Regions from separate parts of the Homo sapiens genome. Here region 2 is linked to region 1. A link is an interaction called in ENCODE POLR2A ChIA-PET data of the cell type or tissue named here. Cell type or tissue: PC-3. All regions are shown on one strand. Each heading gives the region's core, and the rest is flanking DNA. Links, peaks and the distances in the headings are about the cores only.

The links. ChIA-PET counts read pairs that join two places held together with the same protein. Peaks named below come from ENCODE experiments on the same cell type or tissue, not always from the same donor. Only the 100,000 strongest peaks of a DNase experiment are listed, where the experiment ranks them.
Region 2: POLR2A ChIA-PET joins it to region 1 with 8 read pairs; 3 of 35 experiments call an interaction of 5 or more read pairs at or near these places.

The regions. Positions count from the first base shown.
Region 1 is chr11:2,309,035-2,314,371 of GRCh38, reverse strand. It overlaps TSPAN32 (tetraspanin 32), which reads right to left. Exons shown (of 10, transcript NM_139022.3): 5 at 617-718. It overlaps LOC124902612 (a long non-coding RNA gene), which reads left to right. Exons shown (of 2, transcript XR_007062552.1): 2 at 569-1,907. Among named protein-coding and RNA genes, the nearest start is that of TSPAN32, 9.7 kb to the right of the region's middle. RefSeq lists an enhancer at 1,209-1,814. In PC-3, for the core only: no CTCF peak of the experiment used is centred there; a DNase peak (open chromatin) is centred at 1,941; H3K27ac peaks cover 1,043 bases.
Region 2 is chr11:2,072,773-2,078,139 of GRCh38, reverse strand. No RefSeq gene overlaps it. Among named protein-coding and RNA genes, the nearest start is that of MIR483, 59 kb to the left of the region's middle. In PC-3, for the core only: a CTCF peak has its summit at 3,679 (motif pointing right); DNase peaks (open chromatin) are centred at 519 and 819; H3K4me3 peaks cover 795 bases; H3K27ac peaks cover 1,750 bases.

The DNA.
Region 1 (5,337 bases), core at 5-5,004:
CAGGGCTGGGGCTACTGGTATTGCAGCTGCTTCTGCTGGGGCTCCAGCCATTGCACAGCCGGGCCCTGGTAAGGGGAGCTCTCTCAAGCTGCGCTGCCTGCCTGCTGGTGACAGAACACCTGCTGGAGCCAGGCAGCTTCCCCGCCCTGTTCACAGGGCCTGTGCGCTGTATGTGCTTTTATTTTTTCTTTTCTTTTTTTTTTTTTTTTAAAGTAGAGACAAGGTCTCCCTATGTTGCTCAGGCTGGTCTCGAACTCCTGGGCTCAAGCAATTCACCTGCCTCAACCTCCTCCCAAAGTGCTGGGATTACAGGTGTGAGCCACTATGTTCGGCCCCGTATTTGCTTTAATGCTCTTGAAATCCTTCAGTGTTTCTGAATACAGGGCCCTGCCCTCTCGTTTTGCACTGGGCCTCGAGAATCTGGTAGGCGGCCTTGTCCTGGGCAGACAGAGGGTGGGAGCTTTTTGCCCCCAGCCCTGAGGGGCAACTCTGGCCTGTGTCCTGGAACCCCCTCGGTGCCTGGCCAGACCTCTCACTGGCCACCCTGCGCCTGTTCTCTGAACTGCAGTCCAAGCAGAAGCTGACCGCCCTGCCACCCAGCCGTCCCCACGCTCACCACGTCCTGGATGGCCGCCAGCTCCTGCCGCCGGACGTGGGACGTACCTTTCATCGCCTGCTCATATACCAGGTCGTAGGTGTCCAGCATGGCGTCCTCCACCTGCACCGAGAGACCACAGGGAGGTCCTGGCCCTGGTGGGAGATCCGGGGACACAGCCCCCTCCCCACGACATCCCAAACGCTAGTGGGCCCTTAGTGCTGAGTGACGTCCCAGCACTGCCCTCCTTGTAGCAGGTGGATCTCCCCAAAGCGGAACCTGGGTCCCTGGGCAGCCAGTCACAGTGCTTCCCAACATCAACGATGGGGCCTTCACACAATGGCCGTCAGAGTGGCCCTCCTGCCCCCAGAGGGTCCCGCAGGATAAAGCAGAGGCCAAGCTCTGCGTCCGCCTCCGCTGTGGTCTTACAAGGTTGGCCCACAGAAGTTTCCAGCACGCTACTGTTGACCCGGAAATGGGGGATGGGGCTGGGCCTGGTGGAAAAGGCTTGAGAGACCCTGTGCCAGGACCTCAGCTCCCAGAAAGCTTGGGGATTCTAGATCTTTCCCAAGAATCACCCGGCTGCCTTCTGGAAGCCCGGGCAGCTGGGCTCCGGGTAAGGCTTTTGACCAGAGAAGCCTTGGGCACCTGAGGCCAGATCTGGGTGGACGAGGCCACTGTGGGGCAGGGGGTGAAGAAGGTGGAAGGTGACGGGGCCTGGCTGGATGTGCTGCCTGCGCTCCACACCTCACCAACACCTGGACCTCATGTCTCCACCCTCCTAAGCAAGATGCTCTCCCCTGCCAAGTTACTCCTTCAAAGACAAACTGGAATCTCGCCTCCTACAGGAAGGCTTCTGTGACTGCTCCAGGAGTCGCTGGTCTCCTGGCACAGGGCGAGGCCCTCTTTGAGGTCCCTGCCCTCTGATGTCTCCTTCCTGCCTCAGAGGCCCTCAGTTCTCCCCCAAATGCCATGCTGACAGTCAAGACACATGAAGGGGGTGCTCAGCAGCTGCCCCAAAGGGCTGGGGGAGGATGGAAGCCCCAGGCCCGCTCTAGCCACTCACACCTGCCCTCCAGAAAGGAAGGGTGGCTTACGGCGGTCCTCATTGCACTGGGGCCCAGCCCCCGTGGCAGGCCCTGACAGCGGCCAACTGGGCGGGCAGTGGGCAGTGGAGGCTCTCGGTCAGCCCTGCCCAAGCCTGGAGGCCCCAACAGGAGTCAGATGGACTTTCCAGGCCAAACTTGGCTCCTGACCCTAATGCATCCCTCCCATTGATGCTAATAAAAGTCAGACCACTCTCCGTGAGTCATCCCCGACTCAGCCAGCCTTGTCCTCCCCGCAGTGCCCAGGGGCGGGCAGGCACCAAGCTGGCCACACCACTGTCGGCCAGGGCGGGGGCCTTGTTCAGCCTCAGCGTCTGTGAGTGTGAAATGGGGGTGGAGTCTGGCCTGGCCATTGTGTCCTCGTGGGTGGAGGTCCTGGTGAGGACTGGAGGCCCAGCGGAGTGGGCCCGGGGGTTGGCTCGGACCTCCCCTCCTGCTTCCCTCCCAACTCCAATGACTGTTCCCATTGTCAGGCGCCTGCCATGGCCCAAGGAGGACAAAGGTGCCTCTGAGGCTGTGAGCAAGGTGTCATTATTACCACAGCATGGGCGAGAGTGACAACTCCTGCTAGTGGCTGAGGGGCCTGCTCTGCCTGCCCTGCCTGGCTCTGCCTGCCCTGCCTGCCCTGCCTGCCCTGCCTGGCTCTTCCTGCCCTGCCTGGCTCTGCCAAGCAGCTCTCCCCACGACTGGGGAAGCAGAGCTCAGCGAGGTAGGCCTCCTACCCCAAAGCCGGTTGTCTGGCCCTGGAGGGCCCTGGAGGCCGGGCCGGCTGCTCTCCACGGGGCCTGGGCTCCTAGGTGATGCTTCACCGTCTGTCTCCATTCCAGGCTCTGGGGGCTCTGAAGGAGCCTGGGGCCTGTGTTTCTCAGGACACCTGGGGGAAGGTGCTGCCTGACAGGTATCAACGCACTAAGCTCCGTCTTCCGGTGCCCGGGGGCTTTTCCCCATGACCAGATCTTCCCTGGTGTCTGCCTGGGCTTGGCGACCCCATCCTGTGTCTGCTGAAAGTGCTCAGGAAGGTACAGACAGGTCCTGAACGGCAGGTGGGGACCAGGAGCTGCAGGAGGCCTGTGGACCAGCCCCACAGGTACAGAGCTGGCTCTGGCCTGAGCCCACTCGGCGGCTGGAGGATCCAGGGAGGGTAGTGGCTCCAGGGTGGGGCAGACTGTGAGGACGAGGCTGCACCCCACACTGCTGTACTTAATTTGAGCATGAATTATTCCCGAAGCAGACTCGTCAGGGCACAGGGGGAGGGTTAAGGCAAAGTGGCTCTCAGCCCTCGAGGAGAACGTAATTAATAGCCCTCAAGCTCCACATTCATCCCTGAAGCCCGGTCCACGCCTCCTGCCCGCATGAGCATCCCAGGGAAGTGGCAGCCAGGACTCCCTGGGGCAAGAGTTGGGGAGGTGGAGGGGCACCCCACTTTCAGCTCTGGGCCCGGGTCTGTGGCCACAGGGCACCACCAAGGGCATGTGGCTGGTCCCTTCCCTCCTCTGTCCTCTGCCTTCCCATCCGCAGGGGCACCACATGAGTCACCCTGACCCTGTGTTCAGGACACCTCAGTGGCCCTGTGGGGAGGGACAGGGGGAATGGGTGAATGGGCCGGGCTGGGCTCTGGGCCCCCGGCTCTCACCTCGACGTTTCCGGTGCCAACAGCTTGGGGCCTTTGGCCTTTGCCACTGTCTAGGCTGCCAGCAGGACTTTGTTGGACAGGGAGCCCAAGGTTGAAGCCCATTCGGCTCTGGTGGGCCCTGAGGGTGGAGGGCAGGAGACGGGATGTGCAGCCGCCCCTCCTGCTCAGGGCCCGGGCCCTGGCACCAAAGCCACTCCATCCACACCCAGGACAGCTTCGAGCAAGTCCCACGTCCTGGAGGACCAGCCTGGGCAACGGGGCACGGCAGGAGGCACGCAGGTGAGGAGGAAGAGTCTTTGCACACACCTGGCCATTCCCACCCATGCAGCCCCTGGATCTTGGTGCTCCCTTCACAGAAAAGGAAACTGAGGCCCAGGAAGTTAAAGTGGCTTGCCCAAGGGCGGCCCAAGGACACTGACTTCATATTCAGAGCTCCTTCACCCAGGCCACCTCCATGGCCACCAGGCCTGACACAGATGATGCCAGAAGTCAAGACCCACTGGGAGGGGCAGATGGGGACCAGAGGCCCAGGAGGAAGCCCCAGTCCCCTGCCTGGGGTCAGGCAAGGCCCTGAGAACTGACCCCTGAAGGGCAGCTGGGCGCACGGGCCAGACAAGGACCATGTGTGTGGGGGATGCTGCCTGGGGCTGGGACAGGCCATAGGTGAGCCCGGCTGGGGCATCTATCTTCTTGCACCCCCTTCCCTTCCTGGAGAGCAGGCCCCAGCTGCGTTCTGTCCTGTGGCCCCTGTATGGCCCCCTCCCCTCCAGAATTGTGGCTCCACGATCAGAGCCATAAACACACAGAAGCATGGGGCATGGGCCGCAGCTGCCCCAGACGAGCCCGGGGAACCCTGGCAGCTGTCTTGACCTCGGCCACCCACACTGTGACCCAGACCTCAAATGAGCCAGACCACCCCTCAGTGGACAGGAAACGTGAGGCCGAAACACGGACCTGGCCCAGCTCACCACCCTGGTAAGACTCCTGTGCCAGTCCTCAAAGCCACAGCCCTCTTCTGGGGGCTCAGCCCCTCTGGGATCCTTCTGGGCCTGATAAAATGGTGTTTCTCCCACCTGGTTCAGGCGGTTCCTCCCAAATGATGCCAGGGGTGGGTGGGCACTTTGGGGCCAAGAGCCTTTGTCGTAAGCCTGGAGCCCCCATCCAGCCCCGGCACTGCCAGGGTAACCTTGAGCTCCCCCCACCCCCAGAGGGCCTGAGTCCCCCCATTTGCAAACCACGGTGGGGACCACCACACTCAGGCTGCCAGCACAGCTCAAGAAACTGCACAGCAGGCCCCCTGCAGAGCTCAGCCAGAGGACCTGCCTGCTACCAGCCTCGGTATCTCTCATGGCCAAGCCTGTGTTTGAGGGCCCTGGGCAACCAGGCACTTGAATACACGAGGCCACTAGGACTCCAGCTAGGGCTCCAAGAAATCACCTCTTGTGACCTGCCAGGCTCTCCTGCCCCACTCCATGACCCTGCCCGTGGCTGTCCCTGGTGCCGCCCGGCTGCCCTGGGGGCTCTCACCAGGTCTGGCTCTCAAGGGGAAGGTGGGGCTGGCTCTGCTACCGAGCTCTCATTCTCTGCTGGGCCAGGGAGGCCTCCTTCCTCTCCAAGCTGCTGGCCTTTCCACGGGGACGCCCTTGGCCCCTGCCCACGGTCAGCTAGGCCGGACCCTCCTCCAGGCAGGTCAGCATCCAGGACGGAAGGATGGGTGCTGTTCCGTGGAGGGGGTGGAGGCTGCGACACCCCAGTCCGCGGGTCTCCAGGTCCCTTCCCCACTGGTACCGTCTGCCCCACCAGGCCATCAGGAGCGCTGGCCCTCAGGTCTCATTTTCTGGAACACTCTGCTCCTTCTAGTCAACCCCTAAGGCCAAGCCAGTGGCTTTCCTTCTTCTTCCTCCTCATTCCCTCCCTCAAACCCGAGGGGCATCAGCTCAGGAGGGGGTGGGCTGAGGGGCTTTAAGAAAATGAGACTGGGGCGAAGGCAGGGGTACAGCATA
Region 2 (5,367 bases), core at 292-5,291, 240 kb after region 1:
CAATGACCATACACAAGCCCCCACCCACACACCCTCAAGCCATGTCTCACATATATAAAAATTCACCCAAAATGGATGATAGACCTAAATGTAAAACCTAAAAACACCAAATTTCTAGGAGAAAACATCAAAGAACATTTTTGTGACCTTGGGTTAGGCAAAGATTTCTTAGTTATACCAAAACTATAATTCATAAAAGAACTAATGGATAACATGGCCTTCAGCCAAATTAAAAACTGCTTCACAAAAGAGGCTGTTAAGAGAATGAAAAAACAAGCCACAGACAGGGAGAAAATCTTTGCAAATCATTAATCTGATGAAGGATATAGAGTTAACAAAACTCAACAATAAGAAAACAAACAATTCAATTAAACATGGTAAAAGATTTGAACAGACACTCCATCAAATAAGATAAACAGCTAGCAAATGAGTACATGGAAAGATTCTCAGCCTGATTTGTCATCGGGTAAACAGAACGGCTAAACTTGAAATGACTGATTATAACCAGCGTTGCTGAGGATGTGGTGGAACTGGAATTCTCACTGTGGGTACAGGGTATGGTACAACCATTTGGAAACCAATCTGGCAGTTTCTTAGAAAGTTGAATATTCACCCAGCACAGGGCCCAGCCATTCCACTCCTACATATTTACTCAAGAGGAAAAAAAATATGTTGATGCAAAGACTTGTGCATGAATATTCACAGAATCTTTTTTTTTTTTTTTGTAATAGCCAAAACCTGGATATGACTCAGGTGTTCATCAACAGATGAACAGATAAAAACAAGCTCTGGTCTAGCCAGGCAGGAGGGTATAGTTAGCAACAGGAAGGGGTGAGTTACTCATACAGAACAACAAACAAGGGTGAAGCTCAAGAGAATTTTCTGAATGAAGGAAGCCAGAGGAAAAAGAAGACTCACTGTATATTTCCATATATACAGTGAAACTCAGAAATGCGGTAGAAAGCAGGTCAGCAGTGGCTCATGGGGGCTGGGGAAAGGGAAGAGTGACAGGAAGGGTTACAAAGGGGCAGGAGGACACCGTCAGGGAGGGGACGTGCCCACTGTCCCCATCATGGTGACCGTTTCTGAGGACATGAGTGGACACAAGTTTCGCGTTTTAAAATGTATCAAACTGTACATTTTAGATATGTGCAGTTTATTGTATGTCAATAATACCTCAATAAAGCTGTTTATTTAATGAACAGAGACTATGAATGAATGGGGAAGAGGCTGAAAGTGATCGCTCCGATAAGAAGCCGTGCTGTCTTGCCCCATGTCCGTATCTGAGTTTATTTTCTGACCCAGAGCCTGTTGCTTGAAGACGCAGCCAAGGTCTGCAGAGGGAAGGCCCAGCAACACCACTGCCAGCATTTGCTGGAATGTTCTCGCAAAGGAACGTGGCATTTACTCACAGGGCTGAGCACTCTGGCACAGAGACCCCTCACATTGTAGGACCGATGGACACAGGCTCTGAGTTGACGCTGGCATCTAAAGACCTGGAGGGTGGCTGGGCACACTGGTTCATGCCTGTTATCACAGCACTTTGGGAGGCCAAGGAGGAATCGCTTGCACCCAGGAGATGAAGACCAGCCTGTGCATCACCACGCCTGGCTAATTTCTCTTAATTTTTCTTTTTTTGTAGAGAGACACCCTTTTGTAGAGAGACAAACAAAGAAAAATTAAGAGAAATTAGCCAGGCATGGTGGTGCACACCTGGGGTCCCAGGTGAGGCAGGAGGATCATTTGAGCCCAGGGGTTTGAGGCTGCAGTGAGCCATGATCATGCCACCGCACTCCAGCCTGGGCAACATAGCAAGACCTTGTCTCGCAAAACAAACAAACAAGACCTGAAACGTTATCATCGTCTTCTGTTAGAGAGGAGCCTCATGGGTCAAGAAGTGAATGGTGTCCCTGCCAAACTTAGAATGGGCCCTCAGGCAGGGTTCATGACCCCATCCAGTGGTCATTTTTACAGTCTCTGAATATTCCATTGGGATTGAGATATTTGGCAGTTACAGTAATCCCCATAAATACGTCCTTGGCCTGTGAGGTGAAAGCTACCATAAGTGAAGTGAGGAGGTCAAGTGTAGGTCACTGAAAGCATCCTCGGTCAAGATAATAAATCAGAAACACAATCGCATCTCGGCGAGGACAGTGGATGTTTGTATGCACCATCAAGATCTCTGGTGTGACGAATTATTTCTATGTGTTCACTTAACTGGGCCACAGGGTGCCCAGATTAAACCTTGATCCAGGCATGTCTGCGAGGTTGATTCTGGGTGAGATGAGTATTGGGATTGGTGGACTCAGGAAGGCAGATGCCCTCCCCAGCGTGGGGGCCTCCTCCCATCCAGTGTGAACCTGAATAGAACAGAAAGGCAGGGGAAGAAGAATCTGCCCTCTTTTTCTTGCGTCACTGCTTGAGCTGGGATGTCTTATCTCATCTCCTGCCCTCGGACTGCGATTTACTCCACCGGCTCTCCCGGGTCTCAGCTTGCAGACGGGACAGATCATGGGAGCCAATTGCTTTCATCTCTCTCTCTTGTGCGTGTGCGTGTGTGTGTGTGTGTCTGTGTGTTCATTCACTGGTCTGGTCCTTGTGGAAGGTGAATAGATGGGATAGATTCTGGAAAATGGACATGACTCCTGCAGGCTCAATGTGGCCCTGTCTCTGGTCACAACCGATGTGCTGGATGCGGTGTTTTTGCCAAAGCCTCAGGTGTGCAGTGTGTGACTATGATTTGTGGGTGTGTTGCAGGCTTGGCTGATGAAAGCTGTCAGCTCTAGTTCCCACTCCCATGGAATGGATGGTGTGGCTCTGTGCTCCTGGGACCTCTTCCATGATCTGTTAAAAGGTTGAAGAAATGAAAAGGTAACCTATGAAATGGGAGAAAATATTTGCAAACCATATATATGCTAGAGCTAATACCTAGCACATACAAAGAACCACTCAACAATGACAACTACAAAATAACCCAGTCCAAAAATCTGACAGAGGACTTGAAGAAGCTTTTCTCCAAAAAAGATATACAAATGGCCAATAAGCACATGAAAAGACGCCGAACATCAGTAATCATCAGGGAAATAGAACGAGATACTGCCTCTCACCCACTAGGATGGCCGCTAAGAAACCCCGAAAATAATAAGGCAAGGACGTGGCAATGTTGGAACCCCCGGGCACTGCTGGTGAGAGTGTAGAATGATGCAGCTGCGCTGGAGAACACTATGGTGGCTCCTCACAACATTAAAGATAGAATTCCCATACGACCCAGCAATCCCGCTTCTGATTCTATGCCCAAAAGAGACGAAAGCTGAGACACAAAGAGATGCTTGTCTACACATGTTCACAGCAGCATTATTCACAACAGCCAAAAGGTGAAGGTAACTCAAGTATCTATTGAGAGACAAATGAATATACAAAATGTGGTCCATCCATGCTGTGGAATATTATTCAGCCATGTTCAGGAAGGAAATTCTGACACAGGCGACGACGTGGGTGAACCTTGAGGACTTGATGCTCAGTGAGATAAGCCGGTTGCAAAAGGACAGATGTTGTCTAATTCCAGTTTTATGAGGTCCTTAGAGTAGAATTTGACCCTCATAGCTATGACTGAATGATGGTGGCCAAGGGCTGGGTGGGGGGACGCGGGAACTGTTGTGTAATGGAGACAGTTTCAGTAGGGGGCGCTGTCTTTCAGAAGCAAAGAGGCCTCGCTGGCTTTGTGCCTTCTCCTTTGTCACAGGGGAGACACATGCAGCGTGTGTCTTTGATTTACACATCCAAACGTGCCCCTCCCCATGCTTGGGAAGATGAGAAAGTTCTGGAGACGGATGGTGGCGATGGCACCAATATAAATGTATTTAATGCCACTGAACTATACACTTAAAATGGTTAAGATGGTAAACTTTGTGATTTGTATATTTTATCACAATTTCAAAAAAAAAGATAGAAGAGATCTAGACATCCTGACATCTGCAGTACAGCCCATTGAGTCAATGGATCATTAATTGAACATGAATGACTTAACAGGGAGCCAGCAGGATGAGTGGGGGTAGCGGACGCACTGGGGTCTTCCTTAGGATGTGCTCAGGAGGACGTGTGGTAAGCCCTGCAAAGATCCAGGGGCCAGACCTGCAGGAAAGTTCTCAGAGGCCCAGGTTCAGGGGCATGTTTGCACGTCGAAATAAAAGACACATGGCTGCACGTGTCTCCCCTGTGACAAAGGAGGCACAAAGCTGGCTAGGCCTCTTTGCTTTTCAAAGAAAGTGCCCCCTACTCCTGGAAATGTGGGGAGACAGTGTCGCCTACTCCCAGGAATGGAATAAACAGTGCACCCCACTCCATGGAACGTGGAGAGACAGCGGCCCCCACTCCTGGGAATGTGGAGAGTCAGTGGCCCCCACTCTTGGGGATGTGGAGACAGTGGCCCCCATTCTTGGGGATGTGGAGAGAAAGTGGACCCCACTCTTGGGGATGTGGAGAGTCAGCGGCCCCCACTCTTGGGAATGTGGGGAGTCAGTGGCCCCGATTCTTGAGAATGTGGGGAGTCAGTGGCCCCACTCCAGGGAATATTGCCCTGGGCCATACTCTGGGCAACAGGGAAGCTGCAGCTATGAGTGGGGCCTGTCTCGGAGGAGGCCCGACCACAGCCCAGTACCAGGGCTTGGGAAGCTGGAATGCCCATCTGGGGTGCAGCAGGAGCACCAGCTCAGAGACAAGTCTCAGCATGCACCAGGGAGCTTCATGCAGCCCTGTGTCCCCAACAGGAGACGTGCATATGATGCTGAGAACGGGGGTGGTTGTCGGGGTGGCCCCGCTTCCCATCATTCCCAGTGCTCCATGGGGACCTCCTGTTTCCTGTGTCCTTAATGCCTGGCTCTGCGGCATTGGAGGCCCCTGTGCCTGAAGGAGAACCCTGGCAAGGGTGCAGAGAGGGTGTCCTTGAACTTCAAGGTCTGTCTGCCACCTGGGCCCTTTGGATTCCTATGTCCAAGGACCAGCAAGAAGAGGAGATGGCACCTCGTTGGGGTCAACTGACCCTGGCCGGCAGGAGGAGGCAGGGCTGCGGCAGCCCAGTGTGGCCTGGGAGAGACACGGGCAGACTGCAGGGGACCCGTTCATGTGCCCCTTGTACTCCTTGGCTAGGTGGACCATGAATGGACAAGTAAAGTGGCCCTGGCCCAAGAAGGGCCTGTGCTGGGGCCAGACCATGCAGGTGAGAGGTGAGGGGAGTGCAGACTGGGTGGAGGAAGAGGGAGATGGTAAGTGCTGCTCACAGCCCCAGAGGAGCTCCAGTGAGCGGGGGCTGTGGTTTGTCCCAGGAGCCCTGTTCCCAGGGCCCTGTGAGCTGCTCTTGCATCATGTGTA